3 separate regions of the Homo sapiens genome follow, and all the other regions are linked to region 3. The links are chromatin contacts, found by Hi-C or POLR2A ChIA-PET in ENCODE. All regions are on one chromosome and are shown on one strand. Each heading gives the region's core, a stretch centred on a gene start or an enhancer-like site at or near the end of the contact. The rest is flanking DNA. Distances are from core to core; before and after follow the strand shown.

The links. A loop is a pair of places that touch in the nucleus more often than their neighbours do. ChIA-PET counts read pairs that join two places held with the same protein, here RNA polymerase II (POLR2A). Pooled maps may share reads with other maps.
Region 1: a map of ovary shows a loop between it and region 3 (4-fold over the local background). The contact joins the promoter of TNP1 here to the promoter of IGFBP5 in region 3. A Hi-C loop is called at or near these places in 9 of 168 maps with a recorded cell type or tissue (Right ventricle myocardium inferior, Right ventricle myocardium superior, dorsolateral prefrontal cortex and 3 more) and 11 of 50 pooled maps. POLR2A ChIA-PET finds 5 or more read pairs at or near these places in 1 of 52 experiments (PC-3).
Region 2: a pooled map shows a loop between it and region 3 (2.4-fold over the local background). The contact joins the enhancer-like site here to the promoter of IGFBP5 in region 3. A Hi-C loop is called at or near these places in 2 of 168 maps with a recorded cell type or tissue (K562 and ovary) and 8 of 50 pooled maps. POLR2A ChIA-PET finds 5 or more read pairs at or near these places in 5 of 52 experiments (AG04450, H1, IMR-90 and 1 more).

Annotation. Positions count from the first base shown.
Region 1 is chr2:216,857,291-216,861,648 of GRCh38, forward strand. TNP1 (transition protein 1) reads right to left here and starts at 2,774. Exons shown (of 2, transcript NM_003284.4): 1 at 2,606-2,774; 2 at 2,168-2,405. The coding sequence starts at 2,744. The coding sequence ends at 2,377. It overlaps LOC124906118 (a long non-coding RNA gene), which reads right to left. Exons shown (of 3, transcript XR_007088082.1): 2 at 3,635-3,692; 3 at 2,964-3,070. It overlaps LOC124907979 (a long non-coding RNA gene), which reads left to right. Exons shown (of 2, transcript XR_007088084.1): 2 at 1-487.
Region 2 is chr2:216,931,980-216,936,323 of GRCh38, forward strand. No RefSeq gene overlaps it. Among named protein-coding and RNA genes, the nearest start is that of TESHL, 63 kb to the left of the region's middle. Within about 2 kb of position 2,268, at least 2 of the 41 ENCODE cell types and tissues checked have a DNase peak (open chromatin) inside an H3K27ac peak, as active enhancers do; they include ovary, where a contact is called at or near this core.
Region 3 is chr2:216,694,111-216,698,470 of GRCh38, forward strand. It overlaps IGFBP5 (insulin like growth factor binding protein 5), which reads right to left and starts at 1,439. Exons shown (of 4, transcript NM_000599.4): 1 at 329-1,439. The coding sequence starts at 665. IGFBP-AS1 (IGFBP5 antisense RNA 1) reads left to right here and starts at 336. Exons shown (of 6, transcript NR_187138.1): 1 at 336-651.

The DNA of each region.
Region 1 (4,358 bases), core at 1,524-4,023, 160 kb after region 3:
GAGCTGTGCACAAGAGCATTTGAAGACTCATGACACACAGTCATAGCAGGAAGTGGCAAGGCAGCAAGCTGTGAAGAGGCTTAAGGGGAAGATGGGGACCAGAGGCTGAGAAAAGATACAGATCATCCAGAGAGCAATTGTAATAGACACCGAGGTGAGCTGCTCAGATTGTGGGTGTGTGGTCCACCAAGGAACCTCCAGCTGATGCTCCCTTCTGAGTCTGCCTCAGCAGGGAAATGCCATGTCTTACTGGCGCAGCCCAGCCAGGGGGGGTATAAATGGTATAAAGGCCTGGCTATACTGCCTGATGGTTTGTGCAGCTCCTTCTTCTGTACGACCCTGCAGCCTCCCTCTTCAAGTACTGACCTCTAATAAACATCTTGCATTCAAGCTCCATCTCCACTCCCTGAGAACCCAACCTATGAGGCTAAGTTTAAAAGAATTTACAGCAAGAGCAGCAAAAGCACATTAAAATAATTAAACAATTTTTACTTTTTGGATTTATTTTCTAGATTTCATGTGTTGCAAAGTGTGTTTATATTTTATACAGAGGCAGAGGAAGTCCCAGGAGGCATGAGAGCAGGGTGAGAGCCATGGCTGATGAGTTCTTTCAGAGATTTGAAGGAGGGAATCCAGATCAGATATGTGTGCAAACTTCTAAGAAGTTAGAGCTTCGTTCAGTGACACTACGGACACATATAGGATTATTTGAGACTAATCTGAGTTTGGTTAGAGAAGCAAAGACAAACAAAAGTCACATTTAGGAGGTAAAATATACACAACCATGGAGGATGAGGGTTATGAAGCATTTTCCCTATCCCTATCCTCCATTTAACAAAAAGGGAAACTGACAATGGAAAACTTTGAAGTATCTGTGTGCCTGATGGTAAGGAGAGATGTTTTTCACATGAACTTGAAAACAGCTCTGAATCAGCATGCTCATTCTTAGGGTTATGGAAGAGTGAGGACTTGAAATATTTTACCCCAACAAGTGAAATAACTTATCTGAAAAATGAACATGCTTTTTTTTATTGCATTTCTAGATTCTGACCCACAGGAACACCCCTTGCCACCCCTTATAGGACCAACATCCTGGTACCCACACATTTGCATGAGGCTCAGACTTAATAGTGTCCTCTTCCCATGTCTCACACCCCTGACTGCTGGAAACTTCGTGTCTAACCTCATGCCCCCTCATTCCTTCCTGCTTATACCCTTTCCTGGTTACTTCCCCAGAAACCACGTGGGTGGTTGGTTCTTGAGTTTAAATATGAGTCTCATTTCTACCCTGGAGCTACCTCTGAGGCAACAGGAAACAAGAAAAATACGATCCACCTCTGAGTGGGTGAATGTCATATCCTTGACCAGAGACATCATAAATTGTGTTACAACTCAGGGACAAGGTAAAGTGAGGGCTTAGGAATTTCCTAAATGAGCAGAACCAGCTCTATCCCTAAAGTCAGTTCTCTCTCTCTCTCTCTGTCAAATGATCAATACTCAGATTGAGACAATTCCTACTTCTAGGCACACTGGACTAAGGCTTATGGCATGCTACGAGGCAATATCCCACTCTTCAGTCTTGCCCACCTCAAGCCCAACATAGCTACCAAAATAACCTAAAGAAATCTAAACTCTCATCACTTCCACTGTTACCAATAGGATCCTTTACAAAGAACATGTTGGTCTCTGTTCAGAAGGTGTTCCCATCTCTTAGCCTGCTAATACTGCCCATATGATCAATGAATTAAGAGCTTCTAAGAGCTCCTCCAGGTGATCTCTATCTCCGGGCCAAGTCTTTAGATTTAGTTTAGCTTTCAACACCTCTATGCTATAAGCTCTGACGAAAACAGCTTGCATCCTTTGGTTTAAGCTCTAACAAAAACAGCTTGAATCCTTTGGTTAATGCTAATGAATGCATTTCTCCCTTTTTTATCTCTTCTCCCTTTCCATGTTGAGGAGAGAGACAGCACACTGGGATGAAGACAAATACGGCAATAGTGTGTGGCCAGAGTAGGACCACCTCCCACGGTGGTGGGAGGGAATTGGAGGACAAATTACTTTTGATATTTTCCAAGTCACATTTAATGGTTTCATACTGGCCAATTCTTCCCCAAACCCACCTAGCTCAGGAACTCAAGTCTTTCCAACCAAAAGATCAAAGTAAACATTTCTGCTTTCAAAGTTTTATTGAGATGTTGGGGAAAAACAGCCAACATATACATTCCTCATTTCGTCACAACTGGCATTTGATCCACATTCCATAGGCTCCTCTCTGGCTTTGATCTAACATCAGGTCTCCTTGGCAGTTCCCCTTCTGCTGTTCTTGTTGCTGCTTGGTGCTGTGTGAAGCGCACCAGGGCAGAGCCCGCTGGGGGCTCACAAGTGGGAGCGGTAATTGCGATTGGCTGTGGGAAAGGACAGGTTTGCAACAGAGACACGAATTAGAACATTCCCATCAAGACTCTTGTTGCTCAAATCTGCATTTAGTTATTGGAAATAATCTCAGGCCAAGATTTCAGGGTCCTGTGAGAGCTGCCTCCAAGAGGGAGGGCCTGGCAGCAATGTGTGCCTAAGTTTGGCAATCTCCTCCCCATCCCTCACTCACCGTCATCGCCCCGTTTCCTACTTTTCAGGTTGCCCTTACGGTATTTTCTTTTGCTGCCACCTCTCTTGACTCCCTTGTGAGGAGATCGGCTCTTGCTCCTCCTCATGCCATGACTCTTTAATTTGCGGCTGGTCGACATGGTAAGTTCTGCCAAAATGAGGGGCTTTGCAAGGCCCGGGGGCCAGGAGTCTGGGTATTTAAGGCCTTGGCCATTGTGACAGGGAAGGGGCATGGCTCAGCAGGTGGGCGGGGCTCTACTGTGCTGTCACTCACCTTTGCTGCACTTTGGTCACATTTGTGAAATAAGGTGGTCCTTTTCGTGCAGCTCAAGGGCTGCCCTCAGTTTTGAGGTCCTTTTTATGTTAAGTGAGGCTTTCCCAGAGAGGTGTTATTGAGAAACTGAATCCCAGCCCTGTGCCAGGCATTGGATGAGTACAAGAGACCATTCAGATATGCTTCTCCTGCCTGTAGGAAATGTAACAGTCATTGAGTGTGTGTGTATGCATGACTGTTTAAGTCTCTCACAGCATCCAGAGATAATAAATTTATTTCTGTAAGGACTTGACTCTACAGAACCCAATTCAATATGATCAAAATAGAAATATTCCTTCTTTTTCATCTAGGTCAGGATTTCTCAGTCTTGGCACTGTTGACACAATGGGCAGGGTAACTTTCAGTGGGCTGTCTTGTGCACCCTAGGATGTTTGGCAACATCCCTGGCCATTACCCACTGGACACCAGAGAAGCCTGGCAGCTATGACAACCCAAAATATTCCCAAACATTGCCACCTGTTTCTTTGGGAGGCTGGGGAAGTGAGGGAAAAAATGGCTCTGGTTCAGAACAATTAACCTAATCATTTTTTAAAATTCAGTCACAGATATTGATCACATAGCATATGCCATACATTTAGGTGGTAGAAAATTAGTGGAGGATAAACACACGTAGATACTGTGCTCATGGAACTCTCAGCCCACTGGGGAGAAAGCCATTCATCAGATGTCTACATAAATCAGTGAGTAAGTACTTACGGAGTCATTTTGGCTGGAGAAGGGCAGAGGGAAACTCCCTACATGGTACAGGATGAGGCTGGAGGGAGAGACAGAGATCAAACCATGATCAAGTACATTGGGAAGCCTTTAAAAATGTTAAGAGGATGGCATGTGAGATTAGAGGGTGCCAAGTGGGTGATGTATTGACTGGAGGAGCTGTGTAAAGGGAGATGCTACTGTCAACATCAATGGTTCAGCAGAGAGAAAGATTTGATGATGGTTTAGGTCTGGCCAGGAAAGGTGTTGATTGAGATCTAAAGTAGACAAGAGACCAAGGCTTGGTGACGGATTGAATTTGGGAGGTGAAAGCAGATGGTGTCAAGGGTGTGGCTTTTGTTTCTGTATAATGCAGTTATCTGGATGCTGGTGCCATTCATGGGGATAAAGGCCAGACATGGGGAGAGTGATGATCATGTACTTGGTATAAGACATACCAGCTTTGAAGTGCCTTTGACACTTACAAATAGATATATTGAATGATTATTGGTGTATAAGTCATCCAGCCTTTCCTTTTTCCTCCATTACACCTCATAGTAAATGCTTTGCTTTTGAAAATGTTTCTTTCTTTTTTTTTTTTTGAGACCGAGTCTTCTCTTTTGCTCAGGCTGGAGTGCAGTGGCACAATCTTGGTTCACTGCAACATCTGCCTCCTGTGTTCCAGCAATTCTCCTGCCTCAGCCTTCTGAGTAGCTGGGATTACAGG
Region 2 (4,344 bases), core at 1,018-3,517, 240 kb after region 3:
ACAGGGACCCACCCCCAGAAGTGGTATCTAACTAAGCTCAACAGCAAATATGATAGCCGCTACTTATATACTAGGCCTTATTCTAAAGTTACATGTACTAACTTGCTAAATATTTTCAGCAGCCCTATATTTAAGTACCACATTTGTGCCCATTTTATAAAAGAAGAAACTCAGACACAAAGAGGTTAAGCAACTTGCCTGGGCTCATACTGCTGCAAAATGAAGAACCAGTATTCAGACTCAAGCAGCCTGGGTCCTGATGCCATGGGGCCGGAATAACCTGCTAAAACTAGTAATTGTCCCTGTAACACTCAAGAGCCCTGAGGTTTACTGCTATTAGCTGGGGGCTCTCAAGTCTATCATCGGCACTACTGAGTTAACTGACTTTCTGTAGGAAACCAAATGTTCTTTTTGTGAATTTGTAGGTTTCTGAGCTAACAAAAAATCCTTTTCTTCAGCTACCTATTATAGTCAGGGTGACTGGGCATACCTATTCATTTCCCATGGTGTCCTAGGACTCATATGCAAATTAAGCAAAAAGAATTCTGAGTTACATTGTAGCTTTGTTACTGCAAACCTGGGTTGTTGTTGTAAAGTCAAACAGTTTTGTTTGAGGATCCAGTGGGTGTGTGTGGCAGCACTAAGCACCTTAATGTGGAAATCAGAGATCTGAGTTTTCTTCTCTGAGTGAGCAGGGTCAAGAAGCCATGCAAAGTCCAGACTTTCATAAGAAAAAGCTGATGTGGGATTCCTGTCTAGGCCTCCCATCTCTCCTAATCCCACATCCTGACCCCTCCTCCTAGCTGTGTGCACTTTGCATTTGCCCTTCTAAACTCATTTCCTTCTGAGAAAAACACAGAAAGCCCCTTTGGGAAGAAATAGTCTGACTCTTCCAGGCATTTTCTGGGATTGGATAGTTGAGGCTGCTTGGCAGAGATGAGCATTATGGGCCTGGCATCACGTAGGATCTGTTTTTGGCCCTCCAGCCGTCTCCTTCCTCCTACGTGGATGGCAGATGGCCTATATTTTTAATAATTAAAAAAATAAAGTAGGAGGGAAATCAGGCTCAGCAGGAGGAATTTGGAACCATCCAGGCAGTGCAATTGAGCTGTGAATTCATTTGTTTGGAAATTGGAAATGGTGTCTTCCCATTAAGCAGGCCTGTGGCCTCAGCCATTTCCAGGAAACTTCGAGGGCCCTGCGTAGTGATTTTCATCAGCAGGTCTCTGCTGGGGGTGGTGAATGAATGGGAGCCACTGGCAGTCCCTGGACCTTGTACTCATAGGACTGTACCTCCCAGGGGCCATGACGGGATAGTCCGTGAAACCTTCACCCCCTAATCTATCCGTAGCTTCTCAATAGCCCTGGGAGGCAGGGATCTCAAATGATTACACCAAGCAGCCGGCAAGACCCGCTTTGGGTCATTTAGAGATAAAGAGGAAATGTCCAGCTGTAACAGAAAAGATAAAGGCATCTAAGAAGAGATGGTGGAGGTCTGAGACCCTGTTGCGTTACACGGTAGAGTGTGGGACTGTTAACTTCATTTGTTTCTCATTTAGTGGGGAATGGGAGGCATGGAGGAGGAAGTGCCAGACTGGAATGCAGACTCCCAGGTTCCCTGGCCTGGTACCCCAAGCTTTGTGTTCCTCACCTGGTCATCTTCCTTTTCTGGGTCTCAGCCTTTTTTTTTTTTTTTTTTAATTAAATTTGTAAAAGAACAAAACTGAATTCTGCGAGAGGTCGAGAGAGCTGAGAAAGGTTGGAGAAGCAGCCTTCCTGTACATAACCTGACTGTCTGCTGAGGCACAGAAAGATCTCAGCAGCCAAGAAGGCTGTGAGGCATTGGCAAGGTGACCAGAGAAGCGACTGCGTTTTGTTTTGGAAAAACCACCAGTAAACACAGGCGGCATGAAAGAGGTTGGGTAGGCTCAGATACATGGGTTCCAAGGTCATCTTTTCATCCTCAATAGGCTACGAAAGAGCTGGGACCCCACAGCACATTTCTCCAATTCTCTGTCCGACTGCTCCCCTCTCTGTCAGCATCCCCCTCCCTGCTTGCTTGACGCTGTGTTGGGATTTCTAGAGAGTGTGTTGAGCAGCTCTGATGGTGTGAGGGCTGGCTGAGCAGAGCACCAGTCCTCCCGGCCCCTGTTCTGTCTGGTCTGGGAGACCACTGCATCTCAGAACCTCAAGTTCTGGCAGGAAGGGATGGGATGAACATTCCAAGAGCACAGGGAGGAAGGAAAGCTACCCCCTCGGCCTCTTCCCCCAGCTTTCTCGGTAAGTCCATGCTGGGTCCCACTGACCAGCTGCCACCAGGGGCGAGTCAGCCCAGCAGATGGTGTGAGGCTGGGCTGGGAGGGGCGTGTCGGCCAGCCATGTTACCCTCTGCAATTTGGGACGTTCTGTTCCCAAAGTTCCCTGCTCTCCCTCTCCTCCCCCTGTCCCTTCATCATCCAGCCTGCTTCCCTTTCTTTCTTCTTTCCTTCGTCTTCCTGGCTCCCTTCCCCCTTTCCCTCCCCATGTTCTCTCTGCCACTCCCTTTTCTTTATTTTGTTTTAGCCATTGCAGAGTTTGAAAAAGAGAGTCCTTCTGGCTATCCCTAGGAAAGGGAGGGGCCCAAGTTAGAGGTAGGACCCTTAAGGTAGCCACAGTGTTAATAGGAGGGCCAAAGGGGTCTGTTTCTTGGCATAACGTATCCCTAGCCAGAGAGCCACAGGTTTAAGGAGTCCCTTTCTGCACTTAGTGAAAACCTCAGCTTAACACCCATTGGCCTTGCTGTGTCGAAAACAATACTGTTAGCTTGGAGCAGAGGCCAAGGTCTGCCAGTGGATCAATTTCTGCCTAGAGAAGGCCAAGGTGAAAGCTCCAGTGCCCCAGGGCTACTTTCCAGGTCACAGATGGTTCTTCCCCCTGCACTCTCCATCCCCCTTACTATTTGGAAGGGAGTGTGGCAATTCCTGGGTCCTCGCACATTCCTTTCCTGCTGCTGAAAACACCAGGATGCTGTCTGGGCAGATTGGTTGAATGTGCTAGGTTGTTTATCTTCTCTCCTCTTTAGAAGCCTTGCTTCTCTAGGAGACTGGCCAGGGTGATGACAGCAGTAAGGGTGGTCCCAGACCCTCTTACTGAGACTCAAGCCTCTCCTGCTCTGTCTGTCCTCCTTCCTAGAGCCCCATCCCACAGGAGCAGGTGCAGCCAGCACAGTCTCCAGGCCTTTCCTTCAGGAACGTACATGTTTTCAATCCAAATCAAGAAGCCAGAGGCAGCCCTGAAGAGAAGGAAAAGAAAAGGGTTTGTTTAAAGGAGCCCAAAGATAAGCTGCTTCTACTTTTCCAGGACTCCTCCGGACTCCTAGATTCTAAACCTGTACTATCCAACAGGAGGCTCTGCAGTGGTGGAAAATGTCCTGTATCTGCATTGTCCAATAAGAAGCCACTAGCTGCAGGCAGCTACTGGATGCTTATAATGGGGTTAGTGCCACTGAAGAACTCAGTTGTTCATTTAATTCTGAGTCATTTAAATTTAAATAGCCACATGTGGCTGGTGGGTGCCATATTGGGCAATTCTAAAACATTAGGGGAACTTGGGGAATAGTAGTAACCCATTAATTGAAATAACATTTTACAAAACTCTTTACTCAGTTCCTTCCTTCCTTCCTTTCTTTTCTTCCTCTTCTTCCTCTTCTTTTTCTCTCTCTCTCTCTCTTTTCTTTCTTTGTTTTTTTTTTTTGTTTTTTGAGTACAGTGGTGCGATCTTGGCTTACTGCAACCTCCACCTCCCAGGTTCAAGTGATTCTCATGTCTCAGCATCCCAAGTAACTGGGATTACAGGTTGTGCCAACATGGCTGGCTAATTTTTGTATTTTTAGTAGAGACAAGTGTTCACCATGTTGACCAGGCTGGTCTTGAACTCCTGACCTCAAGTGATCTTCCCACCTCAGCCTCCCAAAGTGCTGGGATTACAGCTGTGAGCCACTGTGCCCAGCCTACTCAGTTCTTTTTACAGAGAGCTCGGTTTTCTGGCACAGGTAAAGAACTCCATAAATAGGTTCTTTCTTTTAATCAACAACAACAACAACAACAACAACAAAACCCTTGAATGGAGATACTGTTATCATCCACATTCTACAGAAAAGAAGAGGAAGGGGAGACACAGGGAGACTAAATTGTTTGCCCAAAGTTGCTCAGCTAGTTGGTGCTGGGACAGGATTTGTGAATGGCCCGCCTGACTCCAGAGCTGAGCTTTAACAAGCACACCACATATCACCCAAACTCCCAAGACTAGATTCCAATTCTGCCTCTACCACCTGTCAGCTCTGTGGCCTTGGTCGTCATTTCTCCA
Region 3 (4,360 bases), core at 189-2,688:
GACTGTAGATAGGGTACCAGGGGATTTGGACCTTGTGACCGAATAAGAGCTCAGAATCAGTATTCGGACAGAGTAGGGGGAGGGGGCGGGCAACGTGTGGGTAGGAGGAAGGAGAAAGAGCGAAAGCTGGGATAGACTCGGCTAGACAGTTCCCCCGGGTAGCAGGATCCTCCAGGGCTCCAATTCCGGGGTGCAAGGACCCTCCCCGACTACTCCCGAGCTGCACCCCAGCTCGAAGCCACTTGCTGCGCAAAGCGCGCGGGCCCAGCCGGTCTCGTGTCCCCCGCCCGTGCGCCGCGTAACTGACTGGCACACTGAGCGCGCTCACCGATCTTGACTTGCTCGCGGTAGCTCTTTTCGTTGAGGCAAACCCCGCGGCCGTGCAGCAGGGCGTGCAGCGGCTTCTCCTCGTCCTGCCGGGGGAGGCAGCGCAGCCCCTGGGCGCAGCGCTCGGTGTAGACGCCGCACGACTGCCCCTCGGCCAGGGCGCAGGTCATGCAGCAGCCGCAGCCCGGCTCCTTGACCAGCTCGCAGCCCAGGGGGCTGGGGGGGCACATGGAGAGGGCTTTCTCGTCGCAGGGCTCGCAGTGCACGAAGGAGCCCAGGCTCTGGGCCGGCCCCGCATAGGCGGCCAGCAGCAGGAGGACCGCGGTGAGCAACACCATCTTCTCTTAGTCGCCCCCTTTACCTCGGGGTGGGGCAGGAGAGCGAGAGTGCAGGGATAAAGGGGCCAAGAGGGCCCCCGGAGATTTTTTTGTTTTTGTTTTTGTTTTAAAATTTCTGGCAGGTAGAGCAGGTGCCCTCCCCCAGACACTTGCAAAAATGTAGAGAGAGGTGGAGGGCTGGGGTGCCTGCGAGCAGGTCCCAGTTGCAAGAATTAAAGCCTTGCAACAGGTTGGGGGAAGCAGGGCAGCGCCAGGTGCACGCAGTGAGCGGAGGCCGGAGAAACCCTCAAGCCTGAGCGGGTCAGAATTATAGGGGAAAAAAAGCCACAAAATTGTTCACCCCCAAGCAACCACCGAAATAATGAGATCGGATGCAGTGGAGATGGCGTTGGGGGTGGGAGAGAAAAATGGATTTATCTTTAAAATTTTTGCTTAAAATCTAAAATACACCCCGCTTTCTAACCCTCAGCTGCCAGCGGTGCGCGGCGCCGCAGAACAGGTAAGAGGCGTTGGCTGCAGCCGAGAGGGTGGGAGAAAATGTTGAAATCAAGAAATTAAAAAACAAAAACAAAAACAAAAAAACCCCAAACCCTAACACCTCTTTTCTCCCACTTTGCCACCTCCTCTTCGAAATTCGCAGGTTCTACGCGAAGTCCGGAGAAGGGTGAAAACGGAGGAGGGGTAATGAAAAGGAGCAAAAAAGGGAAAAAGCCCACACTGCTTTGCAGCTCTTTCCTAGCTCTTTTCCCCTGCAGAAGTTTCCAAAGAGACTACGGGGCTCCGGGAGAGCAGGCGCTTTTAAATAGCCGGCCCCTGGCTGCCAGCCAGTTTGTAGCTGCAATTTGAGCTTCCCAACACCCAACTCAGGCAAGGATGCCAAGGAGCTTTGCAGTACAAACTCACACGGGGTGGGGGTGGGGAGAGGCCTTCTAGACACAAGGGGGCTCCCCTTCGCTCCCTGAACAGCGCCCTCCTCCCCTCTGAACAGCGCCCTCCTCCCCCCGGAATGTAAGAAAGGGGCAAGGGGGACAGGCTGGGGCTACCGAGAATGGGGAGGAGGTGGAGGGGCCAGTGGAAGACAGAGTTCTTCGGAGCAGGGTGAACACAATGAGGAGAGTAACTTCGTCTCCCCTTCCCTCCTATCCTTTAAGTAGTCAAGGCACAGGCTGAAGGGAGACGTATTTTCTTATTAGCCAACTGGATATACCGTGCCCAAGAAATCTTCCTAAGCTTCTGCAATTGACTGTATGCTGGTGTCTGTTTCCATGTGGGGTGTGTGTGTGTGTGTGTTTGGGGGACAGGTAGTGTAGAATGGCCAGTGATGTCTGGTGAGCTAAATTTAAAAAAGAAGAAAAAATTGAATTTCTCCCCTAAAAGTCTGGAGAAGAGGATTTAATCAGGGGGTTTCAGTACTCATGATGAAGAGGTGACCAGTTGCCTTCAGCTGCGTTGGCCAGGGAGGTTCTCTCTCTCTTTCTCTCTCTCTGTGTGTGTGTGTGTATGTGTGTGTGTTGTGTATCTGCAGGAATGGACATTCATACAACAGCATTATTGAGAGCAGTGAGTTGCAGAGATGGACACTTTGGAGGAAATGCTAAGTCTGAAAACCTTGCATGGTGGCCTAAAGTGTCCTTGTGTGTGGGGTTCTTAGAGGGAAGAAAGGTGGATTGGAGTGACACTTCCCTCTCTGTCACTTTGCAGAGGTATTTCTATTGGGCAGGGCCACATCCCTGGAGGGAGTGGGTGGCAGAGTAGCTGGAGGAGACCTTGTGATAGGTTGACAGGTTAGTTGGTGCTTATAGGCACATCCCAGGAATATGAGCTGACAGGGCCACAGGACCTGCTTGGAAGAGGTCCTGACCAGGAACCGAATCATGCCACTAGAACCTCTTTAATAAAATGAAAGAAAACTAAGGCCTTGAAATAGGAAGGTGGTGGTTTTAGCTTTTTCTGAAATTGACCTGAGTGAGCCATGAGCCTCACAGGCAAGTCAGAGAGAAATGACCAATGTCACTGCCCCTGCTGGGTGGACTTGGTGTGGGCTGTTACACCTTTTACATTGTGCTTCCTCCCTTGAGAAGTATTCTAACTTTCCTTTGGAGAAGGGGCTGCATTTCATGAAGTTTGCCACTAGACTGCACCCTTATCTATGATAAGAATTCTTTCTGGAGGACTGCTTTCAAGAAAATATTTTTTCTTGCTCGTTCAGTTCAGGAGCATCTCACTTTATGCCGTTAACACCCCCAGATCCTGATCTCTCTTCTCACTTATCTATTTGCCGAAAGGCACATTTTAAAACAAGGTTAACGTCTAAAGTTATGTCTTTGCCTGTATTGCCAAAGGGGGTTTAGCCACGTGGTGGCTGGGAGAGGGAGGAGCATTGTGTGTAATGATTAAAACAAAAAATAGCAGCAAGGCTCATCTTAATTTCTTCTTTTCTCAGTCTGAGGGCTTGGTAAGGTAGGAACAAATCAATATTCAAAACTTTGGTGGAAATATTTTAGAAGTGAGGGAAATCATGTGTTATTTTGTCATTTGTGTCAAGTTCAGACTACAAGAGTGGCAGCAGAATGTGTGCAGTATGTTCTCTTCCCTGCTCCTATTTCTTTCTGCACACCCTTAGCAGCTCAGCCTGCCTCAGGCACACTGGTAGCTTTTAAGATGATTGGGGGAAATTGTGGTACTCCTTCCAAAGAAACATGAGTTGCCTCGTTCCAGTCACCCTGTATTCTGAGAGAGATGGCCTCTAGTGACACCTCTTTTTGTGTAGCCGACTTCCAATGGCTGGATAATACAATATGTGAAGACAGGTAAAAGGAGGGGGGATCATTCACAGAAAAGATAAAAAGGGTAGAGAGAAGGGGGGAGGAGAATGTGGTGGGAGCCGGACCCTGGGGCAGAGCAGTACAGGGGCCATGGAGAGAGGTTACTCTGCAAGACTGTAAATGTTAAGCAGCTATTCTTTTTTTTTTTTTTTAATACTTTAAGTTCTAGGGTACATGTGCACAATGTGCAGGTTTGTTACATATGTATACATGTGCTGTGTTGGTGTGCTAAGCAGCCATTCTTTATCTCCACTTAGAAATGGGCTTAGGTTATAAGGGATTCAGACACTGGAGCTGTTGTCCAAGAGACCCTGGGATAGGCTTCCCGAGAGGGCATGAGAGAAAGAAGAATTCTCAGTAGCCTGGGATTGTCTATAGTAATTTCATCCAAAGATGGAGGACTGGCCAGATGGGTGTTGTTTCTGAGTCCATAATTAACATATGACAATGGAGTGGGAAGGTGTTGGTGTTGTTACTGCAGGATACGGGATTATGGAGGATGCCTATGAGCCTTACTTGATTCCATTTTCCCCTTCCCTCCATTCTGGAGGTCTAGATCTGTTCACAATCACCTTTAGAAAATTGCTTGTAGAAAAAAAAAATAGTTTGCATCAACCAGGGTAATTGGGAGGGGATCATTAATTCCTGCCAGATACAAATGTTCCCTTCCTAGAGACCCCCCTGTGCTGCCGGCTTGCTTTCGCTGTCATGGGCTTCCCAACTCTGGCATAGACTAGCTTCTATACCTGTCAACTGCATCTTTTTCGGGGAAGTAGTATTTAAATATCAACCACTTGTGTCCCGTTTCCCCGGAGATCACTCCTCCTCTTTCCTTTAAAAGATTAACTGCTTATCAAAGCCAGCTTTCAA